Linked DNA regions of Homo sapiens: regions 1 and 3 are each linked to region 2. A link is a loop called in an ENCODE intact Hi-C map of the cell type or tissue named here. Cell type or tissue: dorsolateral prefrontal cortex. All regions are shown on one strand. Links, peaks and the distances in the headings refer to the core of each region. The heading gives the core; the rest is flanking DNA. Region 1 has its middle 180 kb from the start of MEAT6. Region 2 has its middle 130 kb from the start of MEAT6. Region 3 has its middle 73 kb from the start of MEAT6.

What was found. A loop is a pair of places that touch in the nucleus more often than their neighbours do. Peaks named below come from ENCODE experiments on the same cell type or tissue, not always from the same donor. Only the 100,000 strongest peaks of a DNase experiment are listed, where the experiment ranks them.
Region 1: it touches region 2 in a loop (4-fold over the local background); 1 of 110 quality-filtered maps calls a loop at or near these places.
Region 3: a loop joins it to region 2, with 2.7 times the contacts of the local background. A loop is called at or near these places in 1 of 110 quality-filtered maps.

The regions. Positions count from the first base shown.
Region 1 is chr6:164,637,963-164,644,328 of GRCh38, forward strand. No RefSeq gene overlaps it. Among named protein-coding and RNA genes, the nearest start is that of MEAT6, 180 kb to the right of the region's middle. In dorsolateral prefrontal cortex, for the core only: no CTCF peak of the experiment used is centred there; a DNase peak (open chromatin) is centred at 3,169; H3K4me3 peaks cover 590 bases; H3K27ac peaks cover 503 bases.
Region 2 is chr6:164,690,665-164,697,030 of GRCh38, forward strand. No RefSeq gene overlaps it. Among named protein-coding and RNA genes, the nearest start is that of MEAT6, 130 kb to the right of the region's middle. In dorsolateral prefrontal cortex, for the core only: no CTCF peak of the experiment used is centred there; a DNase peak (open chromatin) is centred at 3,447; H3K4me3 peaks cover 1,257 bases; H3K27ac peaks cover 2,892 bases.
Region 3 is chr6:164,745,632-164,751,997 of GRCh38, forward strand. No RefSeq gene overlaps it. Among named protein-coding and RNA genes, the nearest start is that of MEAT6, 73 kb to the right of the region's middle. In dorsolateral prefrontal cortex, for the core only: no CTCF peak of the experiment used is centred there; a DNase peak (open chromatin) is centred at 3,970; H3K4me3 peaks cover 958 bases; H3K27ac peaks cover 1,315 bases.

The sequences.
Region 1 (6,366 bases), core at 527-5,526, 53 kb before region 2:
CTACAGAAACCTATATGAAACATCATACTAAGGAGTAAAGACTGAATTATTTTTTTTTCTATTTTATACAAGGCAAGATGTCTATGTTCACACTTCTATACAACATTGTACTAGAGGTCTTAATCAGTGTGATATGAAAAGAAAAATCCTTAGAGTTACAGGTTACAAAAGAAGTTAGCTCTTTATTGACCACTGTTACGTACATATGTGTAGAATATCCTACCAAACCCATAAACGGCTATAGTCAGCTATAAACAGCTATAAATGCATATCTAGCAGAATCGTGTTATAAGATCAATATACAAAACTCAAATGTATTTCCGTATACTAAAAATAATATGGAATTGAATTGAAGATAATTTATCATAACTTCAAAAATTAATACATATTAGAATGTATTGACCAAAATTTAATTAGTTGTATATAAAGAAAATTTAAAACATTGGTATGAGAAATTAAAAGAATTTAGTACATGCAAAATATATTGTATTTATGTATGGAAGATTCAAAATTGTTATGATGTAATTTATCACCAAATAGATGTAAATATTAAATGTAATCTTAATCAAAACCCCAACAAGCAATTTTTTGGTAAAGAAATTATTAGGCTTGATACAAAATGTATGAAAAAACAATCTTTAAGAAAACAACAAAATTTGAGGACTTCCAGTGCTTGACTTAAAGACTTATATTAAGCTATAGTAATGAAGATAATGTTATATTGAAGAATAGACAAGCAATCCAATGGAAAAAAAAAATAGTGAGTTCAGAAATAGAACTAAATGTAAAGGGTCAATTAATTTTGATGAAAAGAGTGCCCAGAAGCTGCCCTAAATAGACATGATCAAGTTATTTCACCCAAAGTGATTAAAGGGGAAAGAAGCTAAGGTAAATTAATGGGGAAAAGAATAGGCTTTCAACAGGTGGTCCTTGAAAACTGGACTATACTTTTGGTTGTATATGTTTACATTTATTTATTTACTTATTTATTTACTTATTTATACATTAGTAATTTCAGCTATTGTTTTAGATTCAGAGGGTATGTGTGTAGGTTTGTGATACGGGTGAATTGCATGTCACTGCGGTTTGATGAACAAATGATTTCGACACACAGGGAGTGAGCATACTACCCAATACTTAGTTTTTGACTCTTATCCTCCTCCTACCCTCTGCCCTCAAGGAGGCCCAGGTGTCTCTTGTTCCCTCTTTTGTGTCCATGTGTACTCAACGTTTGCTTCCCATTTATAAGTGAGAACATGCGGTATTTGGCTTTGTGTTCCTGTGTTTATTTGCCTGGATAATGGCATCCATGTTGCTGCAAAGGACATGATTTCACTCTTTTATATGTGGTGTACATGTACCACGTTTTCTTTATCTAATCCACCACTGATGAAGATTACCTGGCAAAAACAAACTTTTAGGGAAATGGAAATGTTCTGTATCTTTATTGTGGCAGTGGTTCTATGGGTCTATACGGTTGTCAACACTCAGTGAATTGTTCAAGTATAATGGGCATATGCACACACATATACATTTACAAATACACACACATATTCAATAAAGTTGATTAAAAATAAAGATGGAAGAACAATTTAAATTTGCCACTGAGTAGCTCTCATCCTGCTTCCTAACAATAAAGGTTTGAAGGCCCAGATCTCTCTTTTTATTACAAACAATCTCTGTCCCTTTTAGTCCAAGCTAGTTGTGGAGTTGTCTTTCATACAACATTTATAAAACCTTTGTGAGTTTCCTATGAATCTGATCAGAATTCATATAATGTCTCAAAGCCAGACCCATAATTCTTTTTGGAGTAGGTCCTTTCATGCTCTGGTCCTTGCGGGAGACAATTGCGGACAAGGCACCAATGATTCCTGAAAGCCGTTTTATAACTCTAGCTGAAAGAGGCTTCTTATCACTGTTGTCAATCTTTGAGTCCTTTAACATGTATCTTATAGCTACAACCTTATTTCAGCTGTACCCTGATGTCTTCTTCTACTTAGACAACCTTCTAAGCATAAGAATATTTTTAAATTTAATTCTCCAACCAAATCACCCTAAGTCTTCTCTGTTACTCTAATTTACTTACCAAGTGAACACCACTGAGGAAAGGATGTTTCAAGCAAACCCAGTCAAGAATCTCAAAGGAGTCATAGGCATCAGTGTAAATCTCCAAGGAGAAAGTAGAAATTTATTTGCACAACTGTCCTGACTTACCATAGAATCACTGCCTTTTTCTGTAACTCTTTAACAAGAAGGATAACTCTTAAACTATTAAATAGAGTGTACAATTTTTCTTATAAAAATATGTTTTTATATAGGAAGATGACCTAGGCCAGTTCAGACAGAGAAGATTAAGAGAAAAAAAAAAACATTTAGAACAAAATATACTTTAGACTCCAGGTACATGAACCTCTTTGGGGCATTTTTGATCCCTTAATTTGATCCCCTTTTCTGACACTACCTCCTCTCCCTGTTACCTTCCATCCACCACATATTTTCATGCAGTAACAGGGATTATTTTACTAATAGAAGGGGGATTTTCTGACAAAAGTGAAAATAACGTAACACGGGGGTTTTCTTGGTGAAAGAGTACCGACAATACTTTTATCTTTCTACCTACATGGTTTAGAAGTTATGTTCTGTATAATTTCAAAACATTTTGTAATATGGAAATCAGTAAATCATTTGACTGAGAAATTAAAAATTAAATGTGGTAAAAAAAAGAATTCATATACTAGAAAGTCATTCTCTACTTAATCTCTATTTTTTAATTAGTGCATTAAAAGTATGACAAAAGTACCAATTAAGCAATGGCAAACCAAATCACATAATAAGGACAGGAAGAATGAGGACTAGTTATTAATCTGGTTATACTACTGTATGAGTGTGGAATATGGTGAGGGTAAAAGGAAATGGCTTGGTGGAGAGGAATAACATAATAATGAAAGTACTTGAGAGTAGGAGAGATAAATAAAGGAAGGAACACTGTAACTTCCTCTTTGACTCTGTACCTCTTTTTTGTTTGTCCACTCTTTTTTTTTTTTTCCTTTCCTTCCTTGCAGGGAGAAGGTCACCGTGATGTGATGGAAAGGCAGAAATCAATGGTGGCTGGCTCCTCAGTGATATGAGTCAATCCATCAGACAGACTGGTGGCAGTCACCCAGCCTTCACAGCTACCACCCCCATGCTGGCAAATGTCACATTTGGAATTCATTTGCATAGCTGGGTAGCACTCCCTGCGGAGTTACATTGAACAATTTTGCAGCTGTGACAGCTTGAAATAGAAAAGCTAATGCAACTATCTATTGACTTCCTCTGTGCCTTGTTTCCCCAAACTCTAGCTTGGAATTCTTGTTACAGAAAGGGCGAGGATCACGTAAAAATGGAAGGGAAACTGGTGCAAAACTCTCAGGTATTTTGTGGAGAACACTATCAGTTAGCCTGCATTTCTTGTGTGTGTGGTTTTTTCTTTTTTGGTATTTCGTTTTGTTTTGTTTTGTTTTTAGATGGAGTTTCGGTCTTGTTGACCAGGCTGAAATGCAATGGAGCTATCTCGGCTCACTGCAACCTCCACCTCCCAGGTTCAAGCGGTTCCCCTACTTCAGCCTCCCAAGCAGCTGGGATTACAGGCATGCACCACCACGCCTGGCTAATTGTGTATTTTTAGTAGAGGCGGGGTTTCACCATGTTGATCAGTTACACTGCATTTCTTTTTTCTTTTCTTTTCTTTTTCTTTCCTTTTTTTTTTTTTTTTTTTTTGAGACAGAGTCTCGCTCTGTCGTCCAGGTTGCAGTGCAGTGGCGCAATCTCGGCTCACTGCAAGCTCCGCCTCCCAGGTTCACGCCATTCTCCTGCCTCAGCCTCCTAGTAGCTGGGACTACAGGGGCCCGCCACCACGCACGGCTAATTTTTGTATTTTTAGTAGAGAAGGGGTTTCACTGTGTTAGCCAGGATGGTGTCGATCTCCTGACTTCGTGATCCGCCCGCCTCGGCCTCCCAAAGTGCTGGTTACCCTGCATTTCTAATTCAACCTTCCTTGCCTCTAGTTTCTGCATTCACCTCTGACTATATTTCTCTGCTTTGCTGTATTGATTGGAAAGGATAGTACTGTTGGGTTCATTAATAGGTACATTGCCTTTTCCCTGTAGGGGAATAAAGACTTAAGTAACTTTCCTGAATTTCAGCAATACGGTTAAATTTTTTTTATGTCTATGTTAAATATTTTCTTCTATTTACAGTATCTTTCACCTCTCTCTCCCTTGCCCCATCCCTCTCTCCCTCCCTCCTTCCCTTTCTCTTTCTCTTTCCTTCCATTTTCTTTCTCTCTTTGCACATATACACAACCACATATGTACATACATACACTTACACAGACAGAGGCATGTGGGGGTAATGCATCATGGAATTGAGGCCTTTGATTAATTAATTAAAATTTTTACTTATAGAAAGAGTAAGCAGTAATACAGTTAGACGTGTATTTATTTAATTTTTAAAAATTTATTATTGAAGTACAGCTTATATACTTTTCAATGTAAAGATCCTAAGTATGGTGTCTAATAAGTTTGCCAAGTGTATTCACCCATGTTACCTACACTCCTGTAAAATTTTACATTATTTTCATCACCCTAGAAAGTTCCTGCATAAGCTTTTCTAATTACTTCACCTAATTCTCATAGCCACCGCTGTCATTTCTGTCACCACAGAAGAGTCTTTCCTATTCCTGCATAAATAAAATGTAGGATAAATGTAAATTGAATGTATACAATATGTACTCTATCTACCTGTTTTTCCACTACTCTCAGCAAAAGTTAACTCTCAAAATTGTCCATGATGAGCCTCTGGCAATTTGTCAACTGCAGTTTAGGTTTTCCTACCCCCAGTACCGATCCCCACAGTTTTCGTTCCTGGTGTTCTGCTCCAGGAACCTGTGATTCTCTGCATCCACCTGTCTTCGTCTTCAATATTTCGGTCGGTGTTTCACTTTGTGACCTCACATATCCTCACCTGACGGATCTAAGAAGAGTCGTCAATTTTTAGTGGGTTTTGTTTTCAACTTTTTCTTGTTGTGAAGTTGCAGTGACAACTTTCAAGCTCCTTACATTCCAGACCAGAAACCAGAAATCTCTCAGTATTATTTCAATCATTTACATTATTGACTTAGTTTATTGCTTCTTTAGGGTTTTATTTTTTCTTTATTTTGAAGCTTTATAATTAGATATATACATGATTATTGTTTATATGCTTTCCTGACGAATTGGCAATTTTATGATATTAAAATGGCCCCCTTCGTTTCTGATGATGTTTTTACCTAGAGTTATAATTGTCTGAGATTCATTATAGCTGCCCCAATTTTCTTAGGCTTAATACTTTCATATCATATGATTTTTCACCCTTTTACTTTAAACCTTCTAATGTCTTATATTTGAAGAATGCATCTGATAAATGACACATTTGTGTTTGGTTGGTTTTGTTTGTTTTAATTTTTTTCTCCATTTTCACCCAGGCTAAAAAAAATATGCGTTTTATTCAGGCTATTTAGTCCATTTATGTTTAATGCAATTATTGGTTATATTACCCATTCTCTTTAGATAAATTGAGAATTGTTCTGATATCATTTCTAATATTCTCTATTTGCTTTAGTTTCACCTCTTTGTGTTATATTTTTAATAGTTGTCTTAAAGATTACAATACACATATTTAACTGATTATAGTTGATCATTCTAATAGTTACTTATCTTTAACTTCCTTTCACCAGATAATTTGGGCTTTTATCTGGTATATTTTACCAGATAAAATATACCAGATGTATATTTTACTTCTACAAACATCATAAGCCATATCATACGTTACTATTTTCATTTTATTTTGCCTGCAGTTCTGGGTTTTTATCTGGTATAATTTTCCCTCTCCCTGAATAACTTCTTTCAGTATTTCTTGTATGCAGTCCATTTGGGGACACATCTCCTCAATGTTCAGTTACCTGAAATTGTCTTTCTTTAACTTTCTTTTTTCAAAGATGTAGATTCCCATACTATTTTCTCTTTCTTTAAGCACTTTAAAATATATTTTTACAGTTTCTTCTGGATGAAGTTCCCACAACAAATATGAATGTATATGTAATAAAATGCTTATAAAATAATGGATAATACATTAGCCTAACCATATCTGAGGAATATTTTTAAATTTCTGTTAATATAGTATGGAGTAAAAACCATAGCTAAGTAATCATATACTTCTATACTCACACTTCAGTTGTTGCTTTTTTAAGTTGAGCTATATTTTTAGTTTATTTTTAACTTGAACTTTGTAGAAATAATGGGCTTCTTGTCATGCTTTTACCATTTTCCTCTTTATGTCTTTTATAAG
Region 2 (6,366 bases), core at 411-5,410:
CTGAGTTGAGAGACCTCAGAGATGTTCTTATTCTTTTCTTCATTTCCCACTTCTCAGACCTGAAGCAAAAAGAGAAAAGGAAGGGGCAGGCACACGTAACTTGCTCTTGTCCTACTGAGCATTGACAAAGGAAGGAAAAGACCCCAGATCACAAGGCAGGAGAAAACCATCTGAAGTCACAGGCGATAAGAGCAAGACACTCATCACAGAACTGGGATGGCACTGCTGCTCCTGGCGGAGATCCAGCATGAGGCAGCATCCATGCACATTTAATGCCTTCAGCTTCTGTTGTTGAGAAACGATGGAAGACAGAAGTTCATGGCATGCTTCATCTAGCTTAGACATCAGCATTGTCTGTTTGCCCTTCCACATCCTCTCCCATCTTTTCCCATCTGAAAGTGTTGAAGAGCCGATTCTAGGTGTCCATTAGGCTGGACATATGAGAATATGTCTGCTAAAGTGGGAGGTAAGTTGCTACCCTTACACTGACCACCACAAAAGAAGACATGCAGTCACTGGTGGGGCCTCTTCATATTAGTGTTAGATTAGTACATGGATATTTCTAAGAAGTTACTGGAGTAAGTAAAGCTGTTATCATTGCCTAATTCTACATTTTATAATGGGGTCCTTTGTTCATAACAATGAAATCCTTTAAGCAACTATTAAAATCCTTTGAAACAGTGTTCTGAGAGAAGGCTGTGTGGGAAACTACACTGTAATTAAGACTATCAGCATTATAAAGAGAATGCAACATATCTTGCACTTTTTAAAAAATAAAAGCTAAACAAGGGATATCATCTAAGCTATAAAGCCGTGAAACATAATAAAAGAGGAGCTTTTCAGTAGTCTGTGAATGAACATCAGTCAACAGGGTCCAATTGCCCTCTACAGACCACTCTACCAACAACAGTGAGAAACACATTTTTTTTATTATCCATGGAACGGTCAAAAGATAGATCATATTCTGGTTTATAAAGCAAATCTCAACACATTTAAAATAAGTCTCACAGAGTATGTTTTCTAACTGTAATGGAATCAAACTAGAAATCAATAATAGATAGACAACATGAAAAATCTCCAAACACTTGGAAATTAAATGCATACTTCTGAGTACATCATAGGTCACAGGGAGTGTCTCAAAGAAAATAAAGCAATGTATACAAATGAATGAAAATATAACAATCTGTGAATATATTTTTCTCTTTTATTTACTTTAAAAAGTTTATGATTTTATAATTATGACTGGGAAGTCATAATTAAACGGTTGTAAAAATAATAATGATATACATGGCGAACACATGCTATGTGCCTTTGTACTAGAATTTTTATGTATCTTTACTGTTTAATTGCTTAATGTATTTATTATTATAATTATTATAAGTATAATACATTACTATAATGATTATATTATAAATATAAATTATTATATTAGGAATATTATAATATTTATGTATTATTTATAATTTAGCTCTCATGTTGATTTTAGACCCACTTCTCTCTACTTTTATCTGCATACTAGGATATACGCACTATAGCTACTAAAAAAATGTGTTCATATTATCTGCTTGAGTTCAGAAGTTAAATGTGAAAAGGTTGTCATACCTGCATTTTTAGCAATTATTAGTCTAAACGCACTTTTAAGAAGTGGTCTCTTTACTTTTTTTGTTGAATCAGAATAACATCACAAAAAAATGTTACACCGCAAGCCAGGAAGTATGGTACTGTAGCAAAATAAGAGACCACTCTTAGGCCTTACTTATAACACTAGCAAAGATATGTTTATTTTTTTAATAGCTACAAAATAAATTAGTGAAAGAAAAAAGTTTAGAACATGGATTAAGTGTTAAAATAGAACTTTTAGGTAATTTTGTGTATCATATAGCTAACATCTGAGTGTGTCCTGAAATGAACCCAAGATATTATGGTAAATTGTGTTTGAACACCTTAAGTCATAGAAAGCTTACTCCTTGCTAGGGCAGTATATTTTTAGAAGAGTTTGAATTGTTTCAGGGTTCTTCCTTTAAGTAATCTATTTTAATTGAATTTCTATTATACCATTTTGTACTTCCTTAGTATGACTTCCCAGATTTTGGGTAAATCTTAGTAAATCTATGTGCATTTTTTCCACTGATTTCTTTTGTAGATTTTATCACTGGATCTGACTATTGTCCTGTTGCCTATGACCTCAGTCCTGGGCACATCTATTAAGAGCCTCCTGCTTTCCTATCCCTTGGCAATTGCTTCTCTCTGTTGAGACCCCCATTCCATTCACAGGGGACAGAGCCCTGTCTTCATTCCGTTCAGCTGCCCCTCTCACTGCTTGCATGGCTCAGGCCAGCTCTCTGAATGGGCTTGCTGCACTTAGCACACCTAAAAACACAAGAAAAAAAATGCCAGCAGTTCTCATTCAAAACTTTAGAGCTTATTTACTTCTGCTTTCATCTCCTCACGAAGCATGTCACTATGTCCTTCTCATTTTTTTTCAGTCCCAAATCTGCACCAGTTCCATATTTTACATATTATGACCCTTTGATTAGTATTGAATGTCCTCAACTGGAAGTTTCTTTAGAAATCACTTCAAACACAAAACCTATTGGTTAAGAAATAACAATGTAACAGAATAAAGAGTGAACTGTATTTTAAATTGATTCCTGGATCAGTAACAGCTAAGAACCATGGCAGCCTCAAAGAGTCACGAACTTCATGCGGGTAAAGGTGTTCTGAATTAGAATGACTCTTTGCAAAAGGCAAAGAGATAAATTATTCCACTTATTAATTCTGTACACAGAACTTCAGACAGCCCCTAAAGTAAACAAACCAAGTAGCTAGGAGGGAAATACTGAGTGTGAAAGAGTTGATGAGCTAATTACATAATTATTGAAAAATATTACAGTAAACAGTCAGCAAATCTGAAGGGGTTGAACTGTTTATCTGAATGCAACTTCTCATAGGATGTTACCAAAACAATAAAAGAGAGTTAGCACTGCTGTCTCACGAAACTAAATATTTCTTGCTTCATTGCTAGTCTTATTTAAATATATATTTTTGAATAATTTTCAGTCTCTTAGAGTGGAAATATGATATTTCATTGCAATTTGCGGGGAATTTTTTTTTTCAGTTTAAACACAGAAAGCATATTTCTCTTTGACCCATGATCTTAGGTTCACACACACAAAAAGATAAGATGTAGTGCATGATCTGGTTGCTGTGTGTGAATGAGGAGTACTTTTAAAATTAAGTGCATTTTGAATGTTAGACTGACTGCGTTTTCATTAAGGTGAATGCTATGAGCAGGGCTGTTATCCTTTTCGGATGCTAGGCTCACGCATTAAAATCTTACTCACGATGGGGTCTGGCTTCCTTGCTTTCATCAAATTGCTACCTCTCGGCAGGAACCCAGACAACCAGGGTGCCTGCATCACTCTGTGTGGTTTTCTGTAGGAAGCTCCCATAAAGGGTTGCATAATTGTGAATAAGCCTTTTGGAAGAAATGTGAAAGCTCCCATTGTGCTGAAACAAGGAAGGAGGCCAATGTTTGAGAGGAGGTTGCTGTAGTTTTGCCAAATTGTGGAAGGAAAATGCATGAGGCCAATTTTGAAGCCCAGCTGCATCTTTCTAAGTTAAATATATATATGGGTTTCATTTTTTAATTCTAGTTTTGAGTAAAATTACAACTCTATTAAGGTGGTGATTTAAAAGATTCTTTTACAATTGTATAAAATAATGTATCATGATCTATGTAACACACAATAAACACAACCACTTTTTTGCCCAAAGTTCCAATGAAATAAGTCTTTCAATGAATAGACTAAAACCTTTTTGACTGTGTGGATTCCTTGATTAAGTCTAGCAATGACTGCCCATTGTCTGCTCAATTCCATTTACCCACTGTTTTCTTAGCCAATTTTGTATCTACATGAAACCCAGACCTAGGCTTCAGTTAGGTAGTGCCCCGGGTGGTCCATCAGATATGTCAAGCCTATTTCAGTATTGACTGAAAGCTTGGTCTCACATTTTTCTGTGTGATTAGCATATCTTCTCCAACTTTTGTTTCCCATGAGACTGCACCATCTTCTGAGTCGAGGGCCAAACTTTTTTTACAAGGTTCCATCGCTTTCAGACACACGGGGACTGCAGTTCCTCAGCCACTCCGGGTTTGATCCCACCACTGGGTCTTAGCATGTGCTGCTTCCCACATTCACCAACGGGTGCCCCTGGCTGCACAAATCCAGGGGCATCATTCAAATGGAATTGAAGCCTCTGCTCTCCTATTCACTAGTATATGTAACTCCAAAACTCAGTTTCTCGATGTTCTTGAAATGAGATTATAGGACTTGCTTTACTTACTCTATAAGAGGTATATGTGGCTCCTTTGTTGTTAAAGTTCTTTGTAAAGTATTAAATTCTCTACAAGGGGGGTTATTATCATTAAAATGCATTTATTGTCTCTTCAATGAATTAAACCTCACTGATGGGGATGAACCGTGCTTTCTACTCCATTGAATTAATAGAAGTTTAATAGAAACACAAAGCACTGCAGATTGTAGGCACTCAATATATGTTGCCCAAACTAAGGCTTCATCATTTATTATCAGACCAAGGAATAAGTCATCCAGTTAACCAAATAGTTCTCAACCTCATTCACTGTGGAAAACACTAACCAATCCTATTGCCTGAATGCCTGGGATATAACTGGCAACTTTCAGCAAATCTTGAATCCTTCCAAGGCTCTTAGCTACAAACCCTGTCCTCAATAAACACAAAAACTACTTAGAGAGACAAGCATACAAAAGTGATTCATACAATAGTAGAGTTATATACAGAGACCTCCTTGCAAGATTGGTATTCAGCAATCAATGTGATTGTACTGGTTGTTAAAAATGTTGACTATGACACATTGCAGTGTGAACACACATGGCCGAGACACGGGAATCCCAGAAGCCTAGTAAGAGTAAAGACCAAGTGTCTTAAGCCTTCAAGACAGAAAGAATTATCCAAGAAACACTGGCGGCTCACAGATGCTATCTGAGAGTTGAAGGCAATATGCAATTGTAGCAGCCCTTGAAAATCTTTTAAAGTAAACAAACCATGCTTACGAATAATACATGACTGTTTGGCTGAATGCCTAGTGATTGCAGAACGTCTTTGAGGATAGCAGGTTAAGAGTCTGCATTTATTAAAAAATACAATAACAATAATAACAGTAATGAATCTTAACTCTTGTTTTTCCATCTTGTCTTTGCTTCAGAAATGCAGAATTGCTCACATGTTCTAATTATTGAAAAATAAAAACAGAAAATGGACAGTCTTCTAAAATTGCACACAAGAGTTTTAGGCTCAAATCCTTTCCCTGGTACACTAGCAAGGTTCTTGGGCTTGATGCCTCTAAGCTTCCCTACCTCCCACTTCCTCTTTGCTAAGGACGGAAATGCCTTTCTAAAACCGGATGTTTTGACTCAGGTCTCCCTCTTTCTCCTGAGGGTCAACTGTAAGAACTCGGATGTCACTCATGACTCTACTTTTCATGACGCCTCCCAACCCCTTGTTCCTCTTTTACTGATCATTGCTTTTTATTTGCACTTTATTCATTTTATAACACTTTGTAGCTTTCACAGGCATTTTGCAGTCATTATTTCTTAAGAGCTTGCATCAACCCTGCAAAATGGGCTGGATAAATAAAACAGGTGAGAAAATTCCCTTACAGAACAATTATGTAACTTGCCTGGCAATTCACCAGGCTTCTTCTACGATACACGTTTTCTCATTTTTAAGATTGCTGGTTCTCAGTATTATTCTTTCTGTTCAAATTCTCTCGCATCCTCACTTCATCTTGCTATCAACTTCTCTAGCCTGATGTCAGCTGATGACTTTCTTTCCTTTATGGAGAATAAGTACTCGTATAACAGCCACCTACTTTTTAACCAACACAACTACAAAAACAGTTGCCTGCATGTGCATCTTTTCCTTAGTTCTTCCTGTTGGGACACTCACCTTTTTATTGAAGGAGGAACCCCCCAACTTCATCCCCATAACTTGTGTTCTCCAAGGCTTTTGCCCTTGAAGCCATGGCCACATCCTTAGATGCTCAGGAGTTAAATATTGAGAAACCGAGGAGGAAGCCATCCCTAAGAGGTTAAAATCTTAAGCGGAGCTTTTGACATCCTCACAGAAATAAAGAAACAAATATTGGAGTTTGGAATCATTGGAAGAGGAAGGGCCCTGTAAACACCTTCAACTTTCTGTTGAGACCTCTGAATGGCATTTTCCTCTTAGTAAAAGCCGAGTAAAAATACACCAGCATAACACAGCATGAGATTCAGACTCCAAACTGAGACTCAGTCTCAGTTCCTGCCAGCAGAAAGAAAA
Region 3 (6,366 bases), core at 902-5,901, 55 kb after region 2:
ACCCGTCTCAGCCTCCCAAAGTGCTGGGATTACAGGCGTGAGCCACCGCGCCCGGCCGGGTGTTACTATTTTAACATAAGCAAAGGAGTATTGAAATTGGAAAAATAATTTGACGCTGGGAATGAGTTGCCAAAGCAGGAAGGAGGAAGGAGTTATCTGGGGTCAGAGGAAGTTTCTTGGTACTCCTAAAATCATAGCAGAAGCAGCCACCGTCTCTGCAGTTGGTGAAGTCTGATTCCTCATTGTTTGTGGAATGCCTTGGATGCAGGGAATCCTGACCTGCTGATTCCAAGCACATATGATGACGCCCACTTGAGGGGAGTCCAGTAGCAGTCTCTGATAGTCTTTAAACACATGGCGCCAGGATGTGCTTGGTTTATTTTAGGACAGAGGTTTCCACATGGGGGAATTGCAATGATTTGAACCAAACTAATTTCTCCCCTCTCTACAACTGATAACACATGGCCTTGATTAGAGATACTCAGGAGTGCCTTTTTAAAATTCACATATCTTTCTGCACAAAAACTAATGGTCCATTGAGTCAGGATTCTGCATGTGATGGTAGTTGGTGCCAGATGTTCCAGAGGAAAGCAGACATCCCCACAATGAAGCTAACCATGAAAAACTCAAGCACAGGGAGAAATCCTTTCTGACCCCAGGTGGAAATCAATCACAGGTCTTGAAGCAAAGGATCATTACTGTTGGCAAAATTTCGTATTGGCAAGTGCTGTTGCAAACACGATTTTTTCATACAAATTAAGCTAAATGCATTATGAACAGTTGGTAACTATTATCAGTTACTACACTTTTCAACACTCTTTAACAATTTTCCTCAACTCCTACCATGTTAATAGATGTGTTAATCACTGCCTAAACAAGGCAAATAATGAGACATCTTAATTTGCCACTATAGATGGAGAAAGAGGAATATTGGAACTATAATGACAAAATAACACACATTTAAAAGAGATGTTTTCTTAGATATGACGGTAATGAGAATCTTGGGATGTTCAGGGAAAATTTTTAATAACTAATTGAGAATACAAAAGAAATATATGCAGAGATGTTTCTGTGTACCTCACACTGTTACTTATAAAGTCAGAATTGGGAGCAGTGGTGGAGAAGCTAAATAGAGTATTTTTATGGGATCCACCTCTCTGCCACCAGTGATTTCATGAAATATATTTATGAATAAATGGTTATGAAAACATATGCAATGTGATTCAGTCAAGGTTATCAGTCTATGTATTGTGGAAAGATACCAAAAATTTTTTAAAAGTCTCTTAGAATGGATTCATTATGTTACATTTCTCTTTATTTTTGTCTGTGAAAAATATGTATTACATTGTAGTCTAGGAAATATAAGTTGTTTTGAGAAAAAACATACCAATACTACGGTTGTTTAAAACAAAAAGCTCCATCCGAAGTCAGGCACTCTCTTCAACAATTCTCTTTGGAATGGTGACACAGGTTAGACTTTTCCAAAAGATCTTTAACAAACTCTGAGAGAGAGAATAAAACAGAAACAGCAAAGAAAAAAACAGGAAACATAAAAACAGCCAAGCTTTCAAACTACAGGTTTCGTAGCCCATAATAACTACTTTCTAAGCTTGCATACTGTGTTTTAGTCGTCATCCTGTCTTGTTCTAGCCCAGAGGTTGAGTACAACTATTCAGACAACATGCTGTAACTCCTGCACTTTCAGCTCTAGGCAAAGATTCTATCTTATTTTCAAAACACACAAAAAAGTTATCTTCAGGCCATCCCAAATTCTCCCTTCCATGAAGTGAAAAAACACCGAATTCAGGTAAGGGCCTATTTATTCTGATTTTTGTTGAGGGATATCAATGATTGGAAGCCAATTGAAAGGCCTTTTGTAACTGATAAAATTAATGAATCTGCTCTTCAAATGACACAGGATTTTTCTTGGCCCTTTTGCTGGGCTCACAGCGGGGGCACCCCATCTACTCAGCCCGCCTGGGTCAAGTCTAACTTGCACACTGGCTTAGCCCATGGCTGGGCCTGGTGTGCCCCAGCTCGCCTGTGTTATAGCTTGTACCCATGTTCAGTGGTTCTCGAGCTCTTGTCCAGCATCCAAGAAGAATGAGAATACACTGACGATTGAAGACTGAGGAGGGCAGAGCATAACTTTATTGAGTGATGGAACACTCTCAGCAGTGAGAGGGGATGCGACGTGGTCCCTCACCCCCTCAGTTGGGTGGTTTCTCTCTCAGTGTGGCTGAGTCCGGGACTTTTATGGGCTCAGAATACAGGAGTCCACTCTGATTGGTTTGTGAATATGCAAAGAAAGCTAAAGCAAAGGTACCACTCAAAGGTGGGCACGGCAGTGTAGAAGACCAATTAGAAAAGGGTAGGCATATGTAAAACAGGTGAAGGCTGGGGATCAATCAGAGGAATGTGCACCAAATGGGAAGACAAGTTCTCAATCTGGTCTGAAGACTTACCTGAGACTTGTAGGTAGGCTTTGAACTGTCTTCAGCTTGAAGGTGGAGTTTCACCAGGCACCTGCCCTATCTGCCTAGGCATTTGCCTGTCTCTGGCTGCTATCAGAAACACATGTTATTGTTTGTTTGTTTGTTTGTTTTTGGTTTTTGTTTTTCCTTTCCTTTACCACAACCATGACAGATTATAGAATGACCTATCCAAGACCAGTGTTATCTCTATATTTCTATGTGACTCTTTTTCAAGAACCACAGTACTTCTAAAACAGAAAGTACACATAAAGAAATATAGGACCTTAAATATATCTTTCCCGCTTCCAAATTTAGCTCAGAACTTACTTATTTGAGGAAACTTGTGTCCTCTAATTCGTTCCGATTTTTATCATTTGATTTGCATGCCAGCATTTATTTTCTTATTTTGAGTCTCCTGCTAATTAATATTTAAGCTTTTGCTTTTTCCTGCTTTTCCATTCCATATTTCCATTTTTCTGTCCCTTGATTGGTTCAGCATAGCATAGTAATTATAATAAGGATTTGGGAGTCTGAAGTCCTAATTTCATATCTCAAATGTTCCATAGTTTAATCTCTGTGATTTTGTGAAAATTACTTAATCTTTCTAATTCTCAGATTCCTTATCTGAAAAACAGAGATAACAGTCCCTCTTTCATGGGCATTTGGGGAAGATCTAATGAGATAATGGTTGTCAATTATTTACCACCATGCCTGGCACATAGTAAAGTTTGAAATAATGTAACCTGCCATAATGCCTATAGCAGTCAGAGTTTATATGGATTCTGTTCACAGCATCTTTTGTGAAGACTTATTAATTAGTCACTTGTATAGTTAATTAATTATTGCTTTTAGGGATGGGGACCCTCCATGAAATACATCATTAGCAACTGTGGGGCATTTAGAGTTGAGATGACCATGCATTCTTACTCTGAGCAAAAATCTCTGTCCAAGAAGCAGGAATATATTGAGGCTGGGGACACACTCCCATCATGCACACTCACCCCCTGTTATTGCAGACAAATGAATTAGAGCTTCTGCTGTACACAGCCAGGAGTGGAAACAGGTGAGCGATTAGACCCGAGCAGATGTACAAACTAGAAATCTAATCTTCTACAAGAAACCCTAGAAAACATGACTTGATCTCAGCTCACCACAGTGTTGTGGTTAAAGAGATGAAAACAGCCTAATATGGCTTGTTATCTTTTCCTTCTTTCTATTCATTTTACAAGCAGTTTGGAAAGCTTCCCAGATGCTAATCTATAAGTCTTTCCAAATAGCACCTCAGAGGCCAGAGAAATGGGAGGGCTGTGGGGAAAACCTAAATTTGTTAACAGGGTGGATTTTCTCTTTCCGTAAGTTAGTGGATTCTTCTGTGTCTATTCCAAGGGTAGAGAAAAGATTCTGCCTGTTACTGAGCTTCAGCAAACACACAAATCAAACATGCCTCTTGTCTGCAGCCAGACAAGCCGACGTGTGTTGCAGCTGCCGAGTCATCCATCCTCGGAGCTGTGTGTCAGAGCTTGGCCGAGAGCAGGATCCATGACAGGGACAGGGGTTATTTCGCAGCAGAGTTAAGGCATCATTTTTCCTTCCCAGCAGTGCTCCCGTTTGAACTCCTCTCCAGATGTTTTTCCCTCTACCATGTAAGGAGCAAAGTGATGGGCTCAGATGAGCCAAGGTAGAAGAAAACAAAATGAATTGACTAGTCCAGGAGGTACTCTCATAAGACACACCCACCTCACCCCTTGTTTTGTGCAGTCCTATTTCCAGAATAAGGGGAGGAGGAGGCCTGATTGGAGGAATGATGCTGAGATCAGAGACCTGGCCTTTGTCATGGTGGTGGAGAAGGCAGAAAAGCACCACTGGCTGCAAAAATTCCCTTGCGCTTTCTCTCAAGAATGAAATGGATGTGATTATTGCAGATGGGAAAAGTATTTTAATTTCCAAGTTAAAGATGCATGGAAAGATATAGGTAGGAGAAGAAAGAAACCTGGGCTGCTGATTTATTCAGAAGTGAAGAGAGAACAGAAGAGAAACACATTGAATATGTGCTCAACAATGCATATTTATGTTTGTTTTCCTGGATCAGGCAAGGTTATTGGTTGAATTAGTCCCCATTAAATGATAAATCCAAGTGCTACCCACTGTGTCCTGTGAATGTGTGACCTCACCTGGAAATAGGCTCCTGGCTGATGCAATGGAGTCGAGATTAGGTCATACTGAGGATAGAGGGTGGACACTACTACAGTGTAACTGATGTCTTTATAAGAAGATGAGGAGAGACACAGAGACAGACACAGGGAGAAAGAGGCCATGTGACAACAGAGACAAAGATTGGAGTGAGGCGGCTACAAGGCAAGAAATACCAGAGGTTGCCCACCCCACTCCCACACCCCCTCGCCCCAGAACTGGGAAAAGTGAGCCCAGACTCCACTCTGAGCCTCAGAGGAGCATGACCTGCCACGCCTGGGTGTTGGACGTCCAGCCTCCAGAACTGTGAGAGAAAACGTTTCTGTTGTTTTCATCCAGACTGTTGGTGGTTCTCTGATACAGTGACCCTAATGCAAATGCTGAAGGAAATGTGAAAAAAAAAAAAAGGGACACAGTTTTTACCCTTAAAGAGTCTCCAGCATGAGTAGAAAGATTATCTAGCTTATGTGTGCTAGAAACAGTACATGACAGTTGTTGAAAGGAGAACGAGGTCAGCGTTGTTGTGTTGAGGTTATTGGTGAAGTTCTTATGCTCTAATGTCCAATGAAGGCCTCATACTATGCTTAAATATGTATATTTTAGATGTATAGTATTTTGAAGCTGAAATAGACTTAATTATCTGGCAGCTTGTAAAATGTGTCCTAAGGAGAGTGGGGCTTCTATAGAGTTGCTCCATCTCCACCTCCCACCTCTGACGCCTGCCTCCACCACTCCCCCGGCCTCTCTCCATGGCAGCCGTCCCCCTCAAACCTGGTCCATAAACACAGACATTCGCCTTTGAGGCATTGGCTGTTCTAATATTAGTCATCTGCCATGAAGCCGGCCTTCTCCCTAGTCTCTGATAACAGTGATTTCCTACGTTTGGGTGGGAGTTGCAAATCATTTTGTGTCCTGTACAAACACAATGTCTCTTGCCATTAACAACCTCTCTTAATATGCTTTTATTTTACCTTTTCTTTTTAATTTTTATTTATTTATTTTGCAAGCAGCAAAACCTCACTCTGAAGTAGAAAATGATTTTTAGGGGGAGGATTAGCTAGCTTGCTGAATTCTAAGACTTGAAACAAGATTTTAAAATGGACAGAATCAGGGGAAGCCAGATGGCCAAAATGCTGTCCCATAAGACATCCATTGAGGACAGCACAGCCATCACCATGAAAACTCATGAGACAGCTTGGAACACTGTGGCCGCTCTCAGCCTGGAAACCTCCCTCCACCATAGCATCCCTGGTACTACCCTCCTGGAAGCCAGAGACAGTGGTGCTACCGCTGTCTGCAGCCAAGCTGGGCTCCACAGACCAGCTCTGCGGCCTTCACCCTGGTGCATACTCCCTGACAAAGGCGTCTGCGTGGCTGAGCCTGGCAAGAACTTAGTCTCTGGTCTCTGCTGAACTGCAAGAGAGCAGAAAATAGAGTGTTGCATGTGCAGTGAGAAGAGAAAAGTGGGATGTTGGCCAGCACTCCCTACTTGTTTCTTTTTTGTTTGTTTGTGTGTTTGCCTTTTGCAAATGCAGATAGCACTCAGCAGCCCAGGATCTCATCATCAGAGCTCAGCACAGATGATCTGTATCAGAGTTTCATGTAAAATTTTATTCAAAAAATTGACTCTTGCAACCCAATGGCCCTGTCCAGTCGGCTCAATCTGCAGACTGCAAATGTTGGGGGTGTCAAGTGACTCACT